Linked DNA regions of Homo sapiens: region 1 is linked to region 2. A link is an interaction called in ENCODE POLR2A ChIA-PET data of the cell type or tissue named here. Cell type or tissue: A673. All regions are shown on one strand. Region 1 overlaps NCBP3 (nuclear cap binding subunit 3). Region 2 overlaps ANKFY1 (ankyrin repeat and FYVE domain containing 1).

Evidence for each region. Peaks named below come from ENCODE experiments on the same cell type or tissue, not always from the same donor. Only the 100,000 strongest peaks of a DNase experiment are listed, where the experiment ranks them.
Region 1: POLR2A ChIA-PET joins it to region 2 with 7 read pairs; 2 of 35 experiments call an interaction of 5 or more read pairs at or near these places.

Annotation. Positions count from the first base shown.
Region 1 is chr17:3,834,565-3,838,564 of GRCh38, reverse strand. The region is part of intron 3 of NCBP3 (nuclear cap binding subunit 3); the gene reads left to right. Among named protein-coding and RNA genes, the nearest start is that of NCBP3, 9.7 kb to the left of the region's middle. In A673, no CTCF peak of the experiment used is centred here; no DNase peak of the experiment used is centred here.
Region 2 is chr17:4,218,670-4,222,669 of GRCh38, reverse strand. All of the region lies in intron 3 of ANKFY1 (ankyrin repeat and FYVE domain containing 1), which reads left to right. It also overlaps the pseudogene RYKP1. Among named protein-coding and RNA genes, the nearest start is that of ANKFY1, 43 kb to the left of the region's middle. In A673, no CTCF peak of the experiment used is centred here; no DNase peak of the experiment used is centred here; H3K27ac peaks cover 717 bases.

The sequences.
Region 1 (4,000 bases), 380 kb after region 2:
GCAGTGTGGATGCAGAGCTGAACTCTGGAAGCTGCTTCACTCTTTATCCTGCATGACCAGTTCAAGTCAGAAACACGCCCTTGCTTCCCTCATGGGCGGGGTTTCTGTTTGAGGAGAAGTCCTGTGAAGGCCAGGTGTGGCTTGACCTTCATGTGCCTGCACAGCCGGGCGCAAGCATACCTGTGAGTCTCTCTCACAACTCTACCGCGAGGGCGTCATAGCTTTATCACACCTGTCGACCTCTGGTCCCGAGAGCATTCCTTGAGGCGGCTTGCCTCTGATACGGCTCATGCCTTTCATTCTGTGCATTTGCCCTTCCTTGTCCCATGCTTTATCTCTGGTCAGGTGTCACTTCCCCCGTGGAGCATCTCTGCTCACCCACTTGAAGTGTTTTCTCACATCTGTTGGAGCTCTTTAGGGCGCAAAAGCCTCGTAGAATCTAGTCTCAGTTCCTTTGTGACTGAGGACAAGTTCTTGAGCCTTGTTAGTTTCAGTCTCCTTGTCTGTAAAATGGAAATATGATACTTACCTTAATAGGATCACTTTTGGGGTTAACTTTTAATTTAAAAAAATTTTTTTTTTTAACGTACAACTCCAGTCTCACGGTTCTAAAGATATTCCTAAAAAAGGCAGTAAGGTCGGCCGTGGGATGTCAGCTGGGGAAGCTTGCTTATTTCAGTCGATTCTTTGTCCAGGAGGCAGCATGGCCTAGGATAGTGTTCCTGAGCCCTGGGGAACCCTGCTGCCCATCTCAGACCACTTTATATTAGTTGGAGTTGGATAGGTCCCAGGGATAGTTACTGGTTTTCTTTTCTTTTTTTTTTTTTTTTTGAGACAGAGGCTTGCTCTGTCACCCAGGCTGGAGTGCAGTGGCGCAATCTCGGCTCACTGCAACCTCCACTTCCTGGGTTCAAGCGATTCTCCTGCCCCAGCCTCCCGAGTAGCTGGGACTACAGGTGCATGCCACCACACCCAGCTAATTTTTTGTATTTTTTAGTAGAGACAGGGTTTCAAGCTCCTGACCTCCTGACCTCGTGATCCACCCACCTTGGCCACTGCCCAGCATTTTTTTTTTCCTCTCTTTCTGTAGCCCAGGCTGGAGTGCAGTGGCGCGATCTCGGCTCACTGCAACCTCTGCCGCCCGGGTTCAAGCGATTCTCCTGCTTCAGCCTCCTGAGTAGCTAGGATTACAGGCACCTGCCACCGTGCCCAGCTAATTTTTGTAGTTTTAGTAGAGATGGGGTTTCACCATCTTGGCCAGGCTGGTCTTGAACTCCTGACCTTGTGATCCACCCGCCTCGGCCTCCCAAAGTGCTGGGATTACAGGTGTGAGCCACTGCGCCCGGCTGATAGTTATTCTTTTTATATCTTCTCAGGTAATTTTTATTTATTTATTTTTATTTTTTATTTTTTTTTTGAGAAGGAGTCTTGCTCTGTCACCCAGGCTGGAGTGCAGTGGCACGATCTCAGCTGACTGCAACCTCTGCCTCCCAGATTCAAGTGATTCCCCTGCCTCAGCCTCCCGAGTAGCTGGGACTACAGACGCACACCACCATGCCCAACTAATTTTTTGTATTTAATAGAGACGAGTTTTCACCATGTTGACCAGGGTGGTCTCGATCTCCTGACCTTGTGATCCACCCGCCTCGGCCTCCCAAAGCGCTGGCGTTGTAGGTGTGAGCCATTGCGCCAGGCCATCTTTTCAGGTACTTTTAATGTGCAGACAGGATTGAGGACCATTGGTTTCATGGTTATGAGCATGAGCTCTGAAGCCTAGTTACCTGGATTCAAATCTTAATCTGTTACTTTCTAGCTCTATGGCCTCGGGCAAGTTATTTAGCCTCTAAAAATCTCAGTTTCCTTATCTGGAAAGGCAGATGACAGGAATTCTTTTTTTTTTTTTTTTTTTTGAGAGACGGAGTCTCACTCTGTTGCCTAGGCTGGAGTGCAGTGGCGCAATCTTGGCTCACTATAACCTCCGCCTCCTGGGTTCAAATGATTCTCCTGCCTCAGCTTCCTGAGTAGCTGGGATTACAGGCACCTGCCACCACGGCCAGCCAATTTTTATATTTTTAGTAGAGACGGGGTTTCACCATGTTAGCCAGGCTGGTCTTGAACTCCTGACCTTGTGATCCACCCGCCTCAGCCTCCCAAAGTGCTGGGATTACAGGCGTGAGCCACTGCGCCCGGCCAATGACAGGAATTCTTATAGGGCTGCTGGGAGACTCTAACAAAATGTTACAGTCCATAGAGTGGCGCTTGGCACATGGCAGGTGCCCAGTTAATGTGGCTTATTATCATCATCTGGTATTCTCCATCTTCCCAGCCGTCATTTAAGTGACCTAGCTTCTTGGGCAAGTGAGGAAATTGGAATAACCATGTTGACTCCTGCATCCACACTAGGCGTCAAGTTCAAGTTATTTGTTATTAATACCAACAACAATAATAAAAGATAACGTGTGTTAAGTGCTTACTATGTGCCAGTCGCTCTGCTGTGTCATTAACTGATCCTTTCAACAGCCCTGTGAGGAGAAGGTGTTGATTATTTCCGTTTCACTGGGGAGAAAATGAAGGTGCTGAGGGGTTGGGAAACTTGCTCATAGTCCCACAGCTATGTAAGTAGCAAGGCTGAGGTTCAAAGACTGATCTGACTGAAACGTGTGTTCCTAACTGCTCTGCCAGCATTCAGACAGTTTGGGCTGTGGCACACTGGACTGTCCTGCATCAAGAGTGACTCGCTACATTTGAACGATTCAGTGTCAAAAAGGTTCAGTCTCTTTATGCCCAAGATTCAAACTCTCATGGTTGGAAGAGACCTCAGAGGTCATCTAGGTTAACCTTGTGCCCAACCCTGCAGGCCTTTTGGCAAACTTCCTACTGGTCTTTTGGCGGCTGCCTGAATGTTTCTTAAGTGACAGTGTGAGAACTATTTATGAGACAGGCAACTTTATTTTTGGGTACTTACTTGTGTTGAGCATTGCCTTCTAGTAATTTCTGTCCGTCAGTTACTGTGTGACTGTGAAGTCCTTTCATACAGTAGCCCTTCGGGTGCTGGAAGCACAGGCTTGCTGCCCATTCGCTCAACTTTGCTTCATGTGTCGCAACTTTCTGGTCTCCCTTCTCTAAACGCTTTGCCGTTTCTGAATGTTCTTTCTGAGGTGAGATATGGGTTCCAGTTATGGTTGGATTCACAGAGAGAACGGCAGGACTGTTCCTCACCGTTGTCTCTGTCTCAGCCATTTCAGTGTTGCACTCATCCTATATGCAGCCAAAGCACTTAGGTCTTTTCCCCAGGAATTGTGCCCATCAGAACAGTCTTTCTCATCATGTACTTGAGGCACTTTTTTAAAAAAATTACTTTTAAATGTAGTCCTATTAAATTACATCTTGTTGATTTCAAACCTCTGCTTTCAGTCTGCTGAGTGCATTTTCATCGTAACTCTACCTTTCAGCTCCTAGCTCTACTCCTCAGCTTCTTGCTCTCCATTGTGTACACGTGGCTTCTGTTTCTTCATCCAGTGGTTGGTGAAGGGTGGGCAGTGTCTTCCAGTATCATAAGTCTTATTCTATTACCATAAGGCCCACAGTTCCTTTTACTGTCATGAGGAACTGGATTACGTGGCTTAATGAACTTGAAATAGAGCACCGTCTATGTATTCTCTGAATTTCTTGATCTGGTAATCCTATCAAAAAAGAAATGAGGTTAGTGTGGCTTTCTTCTTTTTTTTTTTTGTTTCATCCACAGTCTTGGAGCTTGCTTCTTATGGAACTGTTGTCATTTCCTGTGGGAAAGATTTGGTTATTTATTTATTTATTTTTTAGAGATGGGGTCTCACTGTGTTGCCCAGGGTGGTCTTGAACTTCTGGATTCAAGTGATCCTCCCGCCTTAGCTTCCCAAAGTACTGGGATTACAGGCATGAGCCACAACGCCTGGCTAATTTTGTATTTTTAGTAGAGATGAGGTTTCTCCATGTTGGTCAGGCTGGTCTTGAACTCCCA
Region 2 (4,000 bases):
ATTTTTGGTGCACATTTTCCTTGGTTTAAAATTTAAGACGGTAAAATTCTTTGAAGAATTGACTGTCAAGTTGAGCTGCATTAGTATCATAACTTCAGAATCTACTTTGCCAGTACAGGAAAGCTCTACCCGAAATACTGATAAAGTGCGTAGAACTTCTCCCTGAACAGAAATGTTGCCCTGGGGCAGGTCCATTGCCAAAACATTGTCCGCTTGGAATCCCAGCTTACATTCAACCTTGGACTTCGAATGCCAGGTGAAGTGCAGGAAATTTGTCTCACTGGGTACTAACAGATTAAAGGACAGAGCGTAGTGAATAATAAGGTCATTTGTCACATAATAAAGTTCTGCATCAAGACCGATCAGCCGGTGCACCTCATCCTCACTCAGGTAGAGGCTCACGCTGGGCCCCGCGGCCGCCGACTGCAGCTCCGGGGTCCGCGGGGCGGCGGGGGCGGCGGCGCCAGGCGCGGGCAGCAGGGGTAGCAGCAGCGGCGGCGGCGGGGCCTTCTGGCCGCGGGGCACCCCAGCCACGCCTCCCGGCGCCTGGCCGCCCGCCGCACCGCCGCCTACCCCTGGCCCCAGCCGCTCACAGCCCTGAGCCTAGGGCGGCTGCCCAATTCATCAAGCCGCTAGCCTGTGGCAGCCAGCAGCGGCTTCAGACCTCCAGAGCGCGCCGCCACCTCCTTGGCGGCATCGTCCGGAATAGGGGAAGCAAAAAATTTTATGTGAAGTAGATTGAGAAAACAATAGGGCTGGGCATGGTGGCTCACACCTGTAATCCCAGCACTTTGGGAGGCCACAGTGGGCAGATCACCTGAGGTCAGGAGTTCCAGACCAGCCTGACCAACATGGCGAAACCTCATCTCTACAAAAATACAAAAATTAGCTGGGTGTGATGACGCACTCCTGTAGTCTCAGCTACTTGGGAGTCTGAGGCAGGAGAATCGCTTGAATTGGGAGATGGAGGTTGCAGTGAGCCGAGAATGTGCCACTGCACTGCAGCCTGGGTAACAGAGTGAGACTCTGACCCAAATAAAAAGAAAAAAACAGTTGGAAACTCAGAGAATTTAATTAAACCAGAGTCATAATAGGAGATTCAAGACACCTTTCTCAGCTTTTTACAGATTAAAAATAGAGGATTTAAAAAACAAAGTCAGCCAGGTGCTGTGGTTTATGCCTGTAATACCAGCACTTTGGGAGGCCAAGGCAGGAGAATTGCTTAAGGCCAAGAGTTCAAGGCCAGCCTGGGCAACATGACGAAACTCTTTCTCTCCTAAAAATGCAAAAATTAGCCAGGCACAGTGGTATGTGTCTATAGTCCCGTTTACTCGGCAGGCTCAGGTGGGAGAATTGATTGAGCCTGGGAGGTCGAGGCTGTAGTAAGCTGTGATTGCACCATTGTACTCCAGCCTGGGCAACAGTGGCTCTGTCCCTAAATAAATAAAGTAAAAAACAAAGTCAGTTTACTCAGTATGTTTCATTTAATGGTTAATTGCATACAGATCAGTTTATTCCCATCCATTTCAGATGTCTTGGAAAACATTTATTTAAAATTCAAACCAAAACAAAAAACTAGGCCACATAGAAAATCCTAAAGTCTCCAAAGTGTATTTACATGCATCCTGGCCTGCAGTGAAACGAAGTCAGAAGTTTCAGTGTTATTTTACTTTTCATCCTTGAAGTCAGAGATTTTTCTGGCTTGCATGCAGGGCCTTCTGAGAGATGATTACCTCCCTCACGCAGGACTCGGAGGCCAACTGCTTTCTCTTCTGAGTCTACTCCTTTTAGAGAGAACTCGTGCTTTATGCAGTCATCTGACTTTTACAACCACTTGCTTAAGTAGATTGGAAGCAGACAGTGTGGACGATTTACCCACAAGTACCCAGTTGCAGCACACACTGTCCTTCCTGATCCTTGTTCTCTGCCTACCCTTATACCACTGGCTGCTTCGTCTGAGTCACAAAGTGAATTTATTCTCAGTGTATTTTGTAGATGAGGGGAAGAGTCACGGCAGGAGTGGGAAAGCTTGTAAATCACTTGAACCTCATTTTGTTTGAAATATCAAGCCCTCCCAGGAAATCCCTACTGAAAGTAGTTTAAAAAAGTTTTTTGATAATCTAGGTTTTTGTTTATTACTTGTACAGGTCAAGATTAACCGGGCAAGTTTGCAAATAGTATTTAAGAAACTGCTACTGTAGGGAAGGTGTTTGAGGGTGTTGGTGCTGGGGATTCTCTCAGCAGATAGGAACGAGCTGTCTTCAAGATCAGGCCATGTGAGTCTAGTAGGATGTGTTTTGGGATTTTTGGTTGCTGTGGACAAATCACATGGCCTACATTTTTTTTGTTGTTCATTACGATGACTACTGAGGTATTGAACCCAATTTACAAAGCCTGCTTAGAAATTTGGCCTACTTCCAAGATCTACTATGGTGATCTTAGACAGCTTAGCTGAAGCACCTAGGTTGTTTAAATAAATCTAATTAGTTTTCTGTCTGGTGTTAAAATGTTTTCTCTTTTAAAACATTTTAAAAGTGCTACTACTGGCCGGGCAGGGTGGCTCACGCCTGTAATCCCAGCACTTTGGGAGGCCGAAGCAGGTGGATCACCTGAGGTTAGGAGTTCAAGACCAGTCTGGCTAACATGGTGAAACCCCATCTCAACTAAAAATACAAAAAAATTAGCTGGGCATGGCAGCAGGCACATGTAATCCCAGCTACGTTGGGAGTCTGAGGCAGGAGAATCTCTTGAACCCGGGAGGCAGAGGTTGCAGTGAGCTCAGATCGCGCCACTGCACTCCAGCCTGGGTGACAAGAGCAAAACTCTGTCTCAAAAAAAAGAAAAGGTGCTATTACTATATTATTCAGTGAGAGAAAAAAGAAAAACTTTAACATAGTAACTACAATATTATCATTTTAGTGTATTTCACTTTTTCTTTTTCTTTTTCTTTTTTTTTTACTTTTAATATCTGGTTGTTTTAGGAGATGGTGAATTAACCTGGTTGCAGGTAAGTCGGGGTCTTCAAGTCCACTCACTTGACATTGCCCCCTTCAAGCTGCTCCTTCCCACTCTAGTTGGAAAGGAGAGTAATCAGAGCTAATGAGCCAATTCCTAATTATGAAGTTAATAAGGTGTTCCTGGTCCTTGTTGCACCTTTCCTAGGTAATCAAGAATCAAGTACGGTTTCTGAAACCTTAGTGAGCATCAGAATCACATAGAGGACTTGTTAGGACATGTGCTGGGCCCCATCTCTGGTTTCTCATTCAGCAGGTCTGGGGTAGGACAGAGAATCAGATTTCCAATCAGTTATCAGATGAGGCTGAATCTCCTGGCCCAGGACAACACCGTGAGAATTACTTGCGTTGACCATGATTTTAAGTATTCCTCTGACCATCACTCTTCTTATTCTGACTAATCAAGAGTTAACTCTGGTTGAAATAATAGTTTAGATATTTTATACTATGATTCTCATCCCAAGCATTTCCCCAAGTTGCTGTACAGTCTTTATTTTAACTTAAAAAGATTGCACAAATAATGCATGTTCCTTAAATAAAAATAAAGCTAAAAGTAAAATTAAGCTAAAAGAAAAATTAGTTATAAATTCCACCTGGGTTGATATTTTAGTATATATCCTTCCAATCTCTTGAGAGACAGACACAGAAAAATGTGTGTCTGCCTCTCTATGTGTGTAGTGTGTAGTGTGTGTAGGTATTATATATATATGTATGCATGCATACACACACAGGTGTATCTTAACAAAAAGCAAGACCTATTTTTTTTTCTTTTTCTTTTTGAGACAGGGTCTTGCTCTGCCACCCATGCTGGAGTGCAGTGGTGCAGTCACGGCTCAGTACTGCCTCAACCTCCCGGCTCAATTTCTCTTCCCACATTGGCCCCTTGAGTAGCTGGGACTACAGACACATGCCGCCACTAATGGCATGTGCCCAGCTAATTTTTATATTTTTTGGTTTTATTTTGTTTAATTTTTTTCTTCTGTAGT